2 separate regions of the Homo sapiens genome follow, and region 1 is linked to region 2. Evidence: chromatin loops called from intact Hi-C (ENCODE). Cell type or tissue: heart left ventricle. All regions are shown on one strand. Links, peaks and the distances in the headings refer to the core of each region. The heading gives the core; the rest is flanking DNA.

Region 1 (5,387 bases), core at 154-5,153, 51 kb before region 2:
TATAATGATACTTATCCGGGCCCTTTCCGACTAGGCCCTTTTCTTGGGTGCAGTTCCCTCAAAGGCAGAGCCTGAGACAAGGATCTGAATGTAAGTGGTTTATTTGGAGATAAACCCAAGTAAAAGAATGAACAGGAGAGAGAGAAGAGAGACAGAGACGGAGAGGGAAACGGGACAGAGTGGAGGAAACCAACACAGGGTGTGTTGATGAGCAGATTACTACAGTGGGCTCAGTTCCACTGGAGACCTCCAAGAGCCCACCTGTGAGTTGGCCCCCATATTTCTCTCTGTCATTGGTTGAGAATGGCTCTCGGTGGCATTAACTCCCTTTTATTCCAGGCTGCCTTATGCACAAGTCACACAAGCTCCCAGCTAGAGAACACCCCCCAGGCAAAGCTGTAGGTGCCTGCAATAAAAAGCTGTCAGCATGTTTGTACCTGAACCATGAGTGCCAAGGGGATTCAACGGGGCACCAACAGCACATGTTGCAGCCATCCTGTTCCAGTCTCCTTGACGTGTTACCCTAGTTACCCTCATCCCCCCTCCCTACAACCAGCTCAAAATTCCTCTCATCATTGCAAATCTCTGATGCTCTTGTCTCCTCACTCTCAGCAGATGACCTTGTCTCCTAGTTCACAAAGGAATATTGAAGATCTCAGAATGGAACTTGCCAAGTTCCTGCCAACAATTCTAACATGCCGCCCACATCCATACCCATCACTTCTCCCTCCTCACCTCTTCATTAGAGGATGCATTTCTCTCTTATCTAAGGCCAAACTTCTCTGCCTATTCTTGGTCCTGTCCCTTCCAGCTGCTTGGCCACTCTCCTCAGTTGATTGCCTCGTCTCCCTCGTGAGTCTTCAACGACTGTCTCTCTCACCTCCTCTCTCCCATCTTAAAACAAACAACTCTCGGTCAAATCCACATCCCATTCCATCTATTGTGCTGTCCCTCTCCTCCTCTCTCCCATCTTAAAACAAACAACTCTCGGTCAAATCCACATCCCATTCCATCTATTGTGCTGTCTCTCTCCTGCTCTTTACACCAGAGTTTATTGAAATAGTATCTTAGACATGTGGCCTCCAGTCTCCTCTCATTCATTTCCAATCAGTCACAGGTGATCTCCCTGTGGCAGAAGTCAGAGGACACCAGTCCTTATCCCTCTTGCCCTTTCAGCAGCATTTGACTCTGGACATTCATTTCTCCCCTGGACTCCCATTGGAGTGATTCTTTTGATTTTTCTCCTTTCTCTCTGGCTCCTCCCATCTCAGTCTCTTTATTCACCTCTTTGATGATGCTGTTTTCAGCTCTCCAACCTTCTTCACCAGTGGCCTTACCCACTTCTACACCATTAATTATCATGTCAAGGCTGATGATTCCCAGATCTACAGAAACAGTCCAGGTTTCCCCCCTGACTTGACCTAAATATGCACTTGCTTAACGCTCACACTCTGTTCTGTCATTTTAACCAAGTCATTAAATTTCCCTTAACCTACGTTCTTGGGCAAAACATGGAAATGAGAGCAACTACTTCTTTATTTTGAAATAATTCTAGAGTCACAGAGAGTTACAGAGATAGTACAGAGAGGTCCCCTGTACCCTCACGCAGTTTCCCCCAATGGTTATATTTTATATAACTATAGTACAATATCAAAACCAGGAAACTGACATTAAAACAATGTATATAGTTCTCTGATATGTTATCAAGTGTAGATTCATGAAACCACTACTGTAATCAGGACACAGAAGTATTCGGTCACCACAAAGATCCTCCTCATTTGCTTCTTTTTAAAAATGTTTATTTTTTTTAAATCCTCATCAGATCCTTGAGAGAAGGGACATACATATAATTTTGCCATGTGTTCTCAGTGTCCAACATGTGCTCTTAAAAGGCATTGCTAAATGTTTGGGAAAACAAGAATGGAATAAAAGAAGGCAGATTCCATCTGTGGAGGTCACAGACATCAGCCTGGGAGCCAGGACAGACCATGAAACCTCTTAGCTCCATACCAGGAGCCAGGAGCCAGGAGCCTGAGGACAGAGGCTTCCTCCCCAGATTTACATCCTGTTGAATGAGATGTTGGCAGACACAGGCTAGAAGTCGGAGTGGTGAGGCTTACCTCACACTCATTCCAACAATCACAGCCCCTGTCTGTAGCAGAGAGGAAGGACTTTTTCAGTCCAGGACCTTTTTTGGAAATCTCTCACATCACACCACATGGCCAGTTCCCCACTCCAGCTATCTGATGCCTGCCCTGCTCTGCCTGACATCACTGGCACATTCCTGTGCTTGCTGGCAGCACCCAGGAGATCATCCCAACCTCTGCTTTTTTGCTACTCAGCCAGCATGTGGGACATTTGTCTCAAGGCTCAAGAAAAGTGTTTGGTCCTAGGGCATGATTTAAAAATTATGCTTAACAGTAATTGCCCTTAATAGGTCATATTTGTTTGCTCAGTAATTATCATAGTCAATAAGTGAACTCTGAAACTAAGAAGAGAGGCAAAACATAGAACAAAACAGCTAAAAAATGCAAAGACAGCTACACATATGTTCAGGTTATAAGCCCTATATAGAACGTGTGTGTGTCCGTGCCACCAAATTAGGTACTGTTGGAGTGAAAAATAAAGGAGTATTTATCCAGCAGTGAGCTATGTTATTATATTATAATAGGCTTTAATTAGAGAGAAAGTCAAGTTTGTGTTCCCTTAATAGCCTGGTTAAAGTCTCTGAAATTAGAAAACTTAGCTTAGAATCTTTGTGTCAGCAATGAGCAATCTGTGTTGTCCATTCTGCAAGTCTCAAAGGGCAATTATTTGATTTACAAGCCAGAAACTCATTTATCAGTTGTAGTTTATAAACTTGGTGCAGCAATTTGTGAGTTGACGTCATGCTTATAGCAGGGTGGTTTGGAAACAGTCCACATGGGGATTCATTTCATTTCCTTTTCTTTTTTTTCCTTTTTTTAGACAGGGTCTCACTCTGTCACCCAGGCTAAAGTGCAGTGGTGCAATGACAACTCACTGCAGCCTGGACCTCCCAGGCTGAAGTGATCCTCCAGCCTCAGCCTCTTGGGTAACTAGGACCATAGGCACGCACCCACCACACCTAGCTAATTTTTTATTATTTTTTTTTATGTTTGTAGAGACAGGCTGGTCTCAAACAGTCCTCCCACCTCAACCTCCCAAAGTGCTAGGATTACAGATGTGAGCCACTGTGCCTGGCTGGATTTATTTTCAGTAGTGGAAGTGAGAGGCATGGAAATAAGGCAACACCTGGGTCCCTTGGTCTTGAGAAACTTGGAGATTTGGAAGCACAGTGTGTCTTGTACATTGAGTAGAGGGCCTGACTGATCTCATGTCAGAGTCCCTCTGATTTTCAAGCTCTACATTCACAGAGAGCACACACAGAATGGATGGGCATGTGTGGAAGTTCAGGGATCTTTGTTTTGTTCACTGGCATTTCCTCAGTGCTCAGAATAGTGCATGGTGGGCTCTCAGGATATTTTTGTTGACTAATTATTCAATACTTAACAATGTGTGCAAAGGAGAAAGAACAAATCAATAGCTATTCAGTTGCCAACAAGCCCAGAGTGTCACTCTCAGACTTAGCCACAAACTTTGCTGTTGGGTCACAGCAAAATGAAAGAGGAGAGGGAAAAACCAGGAACCAGAAGAGTAAGGACTGAGGGTGAACCGAAGGAGCTCTGGAAACTCTGTGGTCCAGGCCCAGCGTGGTTTGGTTTAGATGACAGGTTGGTTCAATCTAAAGTGTGGGACACGTCAGTGGGAGTTCCAGTGACAGGCTAGAATCAAAGTCAGGTGGATGGAGAGTGGGTCAATCCCAGCAGAGCCCAGCCAGTGGCTGAAGGTATCAGAGAAAGGACTTGGTTTTATAGGGGAGGGACCTGGCAAGAACTAAGAACATTTGAAAGGGCAAAAGAACTAGAGTGCAGGGCTATGGAAATGATCAAAGTGCAAACATAGTGCGTTAACATGGTAGGTGCCTGGGGAAGGCTGTTATCTGTCCAGTCGACATGGATGCCCAGGGCTTCCTAGGTCTTTGCTGGCAAGTCAGATTCTAAGGGTCAGCAGCTGGACAAGGGCTGATGATAGTGTAGGCAGGGCCAAGCCTACACATAAAGGAGACCAGATCAGCTCTCTCACTGCACGCTTCCATTGTATCCTTAATATGCTTTTGGGCAACACTACTTACACTTGCAATTACCTCAACAGCTTTTGTACCTTGCTGGTATATGAGGGCGGGCATTGTTTTTATATTGACTACCACTATATCCCCAGCACAATACTTGGCACATGATGCGCACGCAGTGTGACTAAAGGAAAGAACTGGGGCCTGTCTATGGAAGAGGCTTGCAAAAGCAGAGATGGACTCTGAGACTCAGCAGACTTACATCCCAGCAATATTTCTCAACTCATCTACCTCTTACTTCTTTGCAAGGGTCAGGACTGGAATTAAGGAGAAGGAAAGTACACCACAGTCATGACCTGCCCTGTAGAGCAAAGCTTAACAGGACAGCTCTGCTATGCTGCCCCTGTTGTCCTGAATAGCACCAGATTTTCTGTTGCAATTACACAGTTTAGTCTTTGAATAGTGCATTTTCATGCCAGCATTTTCTTCTACATTAAAGAAGAGAGCTAATAAGACAGTATGAGGGTCCAAGGAGAGGAAAGGTGAGGAGTAGAGAGAGGAATGAGAGAAAGAAAAGGAAGAAAAGTAAAGATCTCATTATCATTTGCACCAGGACTGGATTTGGGCTGTTAATGGCTCTGCTTCTCAGTTACTGCCCCAACCTGCCCATTGCTGACTTCTACTCTCCTACGATGCTGCAGTGGCAACAATCACCTCAGGAGAACCTCCCAGAGACAAACAGCCCTGCCCACCACACAGCAGAGCAGCAGCCAGTTTTGTTCTGACCTCCTGACTTCCACACCTCACATGTTAAAGTTCAGCTCCACTGCACTTGCTCCTCTCCTAGGACTTTTCTCCTTGTAGCATGAGCATCCCTGTCAGTGAGACAGAGCTGGATGGTATTAAACTCTAGAACGCCTCTGTAGCCAAAGCTAATAAACAATGGAAAGAAGGGTGGATGGTGGAAAAGAAAGATTCTCTGTGTGTATATGTGTATTTTTAAACTAACAGGAAAAACATTGCAAATGGAATTTCAGTAGAACAAAATCTTATCCAACAGGAAATTTTAAATGATTCTAAGAAATACCAAAGAACGCAGACTGTTTGCAGAAAAACCAATGGATGACAACATTGCCTCTAAAAGGACTTGCTGTTTGAGATAAAAAAAAATAGCAAAAACTGGCCTACACCCACAAAGCAAATAGCTGTAAGGGATGATGGGAACAAACTGGAATGT
Region 2 (5,387 bases), core at 120-5,119:
TCCAAGAAGAAACAAGAAAGTGCATTAGGAAAGTGGTAACACGGTTACCTATACCTATAAAATAGCAGCTTGGAAATCTTAAGTCACCAGCTCCTAGAGTTAAAGTTGAATGAATCAGATGAGATAAATGGAAATAAATCCACCTTCCTAACAACTAAAGCATTGGCTGGGCGCGGTGGCTCATGCCTGTAATCGCAGCACTTTGGGAGGCTGAGGTTGGTGAATCACTAGGTCAGGAGATCAAGACCATCCTGGCCAACATGGTGAAACCCCGTCTCTACTAAAATACAAAAAATTAGCCGGGCGTGGTGGCACACACCCGTAGTCCCAGCTATTCGGGAGGCTGAAGCAGGAGAATCGCTTGAACCTGGGAGGCAGAGGTTGCAGTGAGCCGAGATTGCGCCACTGCACTCCAGCCTGACAAAGGAGCAAGACTCTGTCAAAAAACAAACAAACAAACAAAAACATTCGTTTAAATCCCCAATGCGTCTGCCCTAAAGTGATGGGCTTATGAAAATAAAAGGTGACTGTAATTTTAAGAAAGGTAGCTTAATATCTATTATTTGTCAGATATTTCTATCCTAAAAATGACTCTATGAATGCTATTTCATAGAGTGCTATTTCTATTCTATTTTATAGAATGCTATTTCGTATTTTAAATATATCACATTCTTTAGTAAAGCCATTTACCTTTTGAAACTTCTCAGTGATACATGGGTATTTTTTTTAAATTTGTAATTTCTTCCTTTGTCCACAAAAATATGGATTGCTCATCAACTCAATATGGGAGAATGAAATGAAAATTAAATCCTTTAAGCCCATGAATCCTTAAGATTCATGAAATAGCCAGGGAAATATTTTATTTTTATTAAGTGAATGATAACAGGAACATGAGAATAGTCAAATCAGTTTTAATTTTGAGGACTATTTTAATTGTTGTCATATATAACATCACAAAGTTTCTCAACTATTCTCTAATTTTGGGGTATGTGCATACATTTTAGCAATACTGTTGAATTTTTATTAGGAGATTATCAGGGATTGAGTTTACTGTAATGACAATTTTCAACTGGAAAGTGGATGAGGGCCCTGCAGTTCATCTAATTTTATAATTCGAAAATGAAAGAGAAACCAATCCTAATGTTTACATGACACAACATGATTTTACATCTTTTCTACTACCATTTTTTATTTTATTTAGTGTCACTTTTTAAAGAACCAATTTGCTCATAAAACTTGTCCAAGTATTCTGAGAAATAATGGTGTATTTTTGTCCAGAGCCCAGAGAGTAGGAAAGGAAATTAAGAGTGTTAAGCAATATTAACTCCTCCAAAAGAGACACTCAAATACCCTGCGTGGGAGATGACTTATTTTTACTACAAGCCACAAAGATCCCTACAATGGTTACTATATTTTTGCTTCTCTCTCCCTCTTTTTTTTTTAAGATGGAGTCTTGCTCTGTCACCCAGGCTGGAGTGCAGTGCCGCCATCTGAGCTTACTGCAACCCCCGCCTCCCAGGTTCAAGATACTCTCCTGTCTCAGCCTTCACAGGAACTGGGATTACAGGCACCCACCACCACACCCAGCTAGTTTTTCTATTTTTAGTAGAGACAAGGGTTTCACCATGTTGACCAGGCTTGTCTTGAACTCCTGACCTCGAGTGACCCGCCCTCCTCGGACTCCCTAAGTGTTGGGATTACAGGTGTGAGCCACTGTGCCCAGCCAGCTTCTCTCTTTTTACAAAGACATGCATGTATTCCTGGGTCACAAATTCATAGATTACAGGACAAAATTATCCAAGAATGCCAAAAATTACAAGTAGAATAATGTTATAAGAAATAAAAGTTTGTGAATAGGGATTATTTTAAACTTCCAAATATAATGATTCAAGTTCACAAAGGCTAAGAGAAGGGATGCTATAATGAAATACACTTCCCAGTAAACCCACAGGCTTTTAAATTGTTGTCTCTTATAAAATGGGCAAAATATTACCTATCATAATTATACGATTACTCCTTAAGAGTCACTTAATAATCATACAATATTTCAATTAGATAATATATATTTTCTTCTTATGAATTAGGTCAAGAACTGTTTGACATTATTCAATAACATTTGTGATTCCTCATCTAACAGGTCAGAATTCAAGTTCAAAGAAAAAAAATCACCTTTTCCCAGTTAACTAATCATCCTTGCATAATATAAGTCCTTAGTCCTTAGTGATATTCATCAATATGATCTTTTTAAATATATATTTTCCCACTTTCTCATTGTTAAGAAATAGCAGTGAATTCCTCCTGTCTGCTATTGCTGTTTTTACTACTTCCTTTAGAAATAGTGGCAATGTGCAAAGAAGAAACAATTGAAAAAAATGGAATTATAAACTGGGATAAGTTATCTGTTTTAACAAAAACTACTCCACTATATTTCATGACAATACTTTAAATATGGTCTACATTTCCAACCCGAAATCATATCTTCCCCTGACAACACAAGCTGGAAAATCTGGAAATAGCTTTCTAATGTAAAACTTTAAAAAACAGAATACAAATTATTTCAATAAGTTCTTATCAGAAGTTCAGTCCTTTTAAGAAAGAAAATCCCTGTTCCCTTTCCCTTTTCCCTTTCAGAGAACTCCTCAGGGCTCCCGCAGGAACTCAGTCTCTGACATGTGTGCTCTTACCAGAAGGGGGCACTGTTGAATGATGCTGACCATCTCCCATTAGCAAGTACGGGGACAAGCCAAGTCCTGAATCTTCCAGTGCTCAGTCCCTTGGAAATGCCCATACTTCTTCCCCATGCCAATATTTTATTGGATATTAATATCCAAATAATCTAAACTTCTAAGAGAAAGTTAAATATTATGGACTCATGAAACACTCAGGAAAATATTTTTATTAAGGGAACGATAACAGGAACATGAGAATATTCAAGTTAGTTTAATAGTGAATGTTATTTTAATTATTTTCATATGCAACGTCACAAAGTTTACCCCATATGCTCTAATCTCTGGCTACATGTGTATATTTTAGCAATAGCACTGAATTTTTATTAGAAGATTATCAGGGATTGAGTGTACTGGAAGTTTAATAACAAAATCACTTTGTATGTGATTAAGAGTGTATGAGTGAAACGAAAAAGTGGGGAAAAAAAAGTTTGATAAAAAAGGCAGCTGAACTCAAGGGATGTAAATATTGCCCTGGGGTCTTACAAAAATAAATAAATAACACATCTACTGCAATTCAGTCCCAACATTTGGTTAGCATCTCATATCCAAATTAAGCTAACAACAGGTGAATATTTCCCCTTGACTTTGCAGACACAATGTAGAACACTACCTCTATCCATATCTACCATCAATTCTTCCCTGCAGCAGAGCTAGCTCCACTGCCATGTTGTCCATCTGTTGACTGAGTTTTACTGTTACCTTACCTAGCAACTATGGGGTAAGGACCTCACAAAAAGAGGGGAAAGAGAAAAATATCAAAAGAGATTTTTAGAGAAAATACAAAAGCAAGAATTTTAAACTGAGTAACTTTCTAAGTCTTGTTTAAGAGCCCCAGCTTCAATAAAATGAGAAACATGCTCACATAGGCAACTGACAAAGAGTTTTAAGATTAAAACATGGCTGGGCATGGTGACTCATGCCTATAATCCCAGTGCTTTGGGAGGCCAAAATGGGAGAATTGCTTGAGGCCAGGAGTTCCATACTAGCCTGGGCAACACAGTAAGATCCTATCTCTAAAAAAATTAAATAAAACATGAACCAAATGACAGATCTCCTTTTGCTACTGAGGAAGCAAGACATATACCAAGACTTTCCACTGTGATTGAATCTTTGACAGAAAATTTAATTTTGAAAATAGCAATGGAGTAAACCTTGTTATTTCCAGGTCTATAAAGGATTTTCCTGTAGTAGATAATGTATGTAATGCCCGGTACCATGCTGGCATATAGTCAGCATAAAATACATGTTTGAAATAAAAACAGAAGGGAAAAATAAATAAACCATTTTCTCTCCTCTCTCCTTGGTACCCATTTTCTAATCCAGCATGACACCTTTCCATACTCCAACCAAAGAAACAAAATAGAAAAAAGGAGGGGAGATGGCCCTCAGAGAGAGGAATTTCTGCAACTCTTTACACATCATTTCAAATGAGTAGATTTCAAACGGATATGCTCTCTCCATCCACCAAAAAAAAAAAAAAAAAAAAAAACAGAGAGGTTAAGAACTTGCCAAATGTCACACAGCAAACAAACTAGAAGGCCTGGATTAATAAAATAGAGAGAACAAACAATAAAGCTTGTTTAGCCACTAAAATGGATACTTCAAGTTATAGAATGTACCCTGAGTTTCGTAGAAGTACAGTGAGTCTTATTTAATTGGAATGATTTACATGTGGAATAGACCAAAAGTAGAAGGCCAAATTAGATGACCTCAAAAAGGCTCTGTTGTTTTGTGTTTATATAATGTAAGCATGCTTTCTATACAGATTTCAAAAATCCAATTACATAGTAAATAATCAGTGTGCTTAAATAATAACTACTAGCAAAACCATGCATTTAAGCCCATTATTTACAAAATTAAGAAAACTAGTATGAATGGATGGATGCTCCAAATATCCTAAAGTCAAAAGTATTTCTAAAGGTTGATAAAATGATTAATATTTCATATCAAAAGTCTAAAAATAAAAATTGTCATTAGCATTTTGTGATAAAAAGTCAATATAATCAAAGATTATTCTTAAAATGAAGTAGGATGAGGGCACGTAGTAATTAACCGCCTTCCTTGCACACCTCCAGAGAATTTCGACTTTGCCCTAGGAATGTACGTCTATGAGAGACAGAGTGACAGAGAGAGAGAGAGAGAGGAGAGACTGTGTCACACACCTCTGTGTCTCTGAACTTATCTTCATAATCCAATCTGTCCTTCTCTACAGCTGTCAGTTTCAACTTCAAGTTAGATATTTCAGCCATCAGATCCAACTTCTGAGTTTCTAAGGATGCCCTACTTAGAAGCTCCTATTGGAATTTAAAAGATACATTCAATAATTCTTTTATTATAAACAGCCACATGTGAATTTACCTCATTTATGATAGCACAAAGCAGCACCTATCAAGTAGAGGACGCATTAAAGTATAATTACTGAATATACATACTTTTTAAAAATTATTCACTTTAGGCCGTGCGCGGTGGCTCACGCCTGTAATCCCAGCACTTTGGGAGGCTGAGGCGGGCGGATCACTTAAGGTCAGGAGTTTGAGACAAGCCTGGACAGTATGATGAAACCTCATTTCTACTAAACATACAAAAATTAGCTAGTGTAGTGGCAGGTGCCTGTAGTCCCAGCTACTCGAGGGGCTGAGGCAGGAGAATTGCTTGAAC

What was found. Hi-C counts contacts between places; a loop is a spot of excess contacts. Peaks named below come from ENCODE experiments on the same cell type or tissue, not always from the same donor. Only the 100,000 strongest peaks of a DNase experiment are listed, where the experiment ranks them.
Region 1: a loop joins it to region 2, with 1.9 times the contacts of the local background. A loop is called at or near these places in 7 of 110 quality-filtered maps.

The regions. Positions count from the first base shown.
Region 1 is chr12:27,190,831-27,196,217 of GRCh38, reverse strand. It overlaps the pseudogene LOC124902904. Among named protein-coding and RNA genes, the nearest start is that of STK38L, 51 kb to the left of the region's middle. In heart left ventricle, for the core only: a CTCF peak has its summit at 2,150; a DNase peak (open chromatin) is centred at 2,257; H3K27ac peaks cover 4,998 bases.
Region 2 is chr12:27,139,602-27,144,988 of GRCh38, reverse strand. It overlaps the pseudogene LOC124902904. Among named protein-coding and RNA genes, the nearest start is that of C12orf71, 60 kb to the right of the region's middle. In heart left ventricle, for the core only: CTCF peaks have their summits at 2,475 and 2,680 (motif pointing right); a DNase peak (open chromatin) is centred at 2,668; H3K4me3 peaks cover 532 bases; H3K27ac peaks cover 424 bases.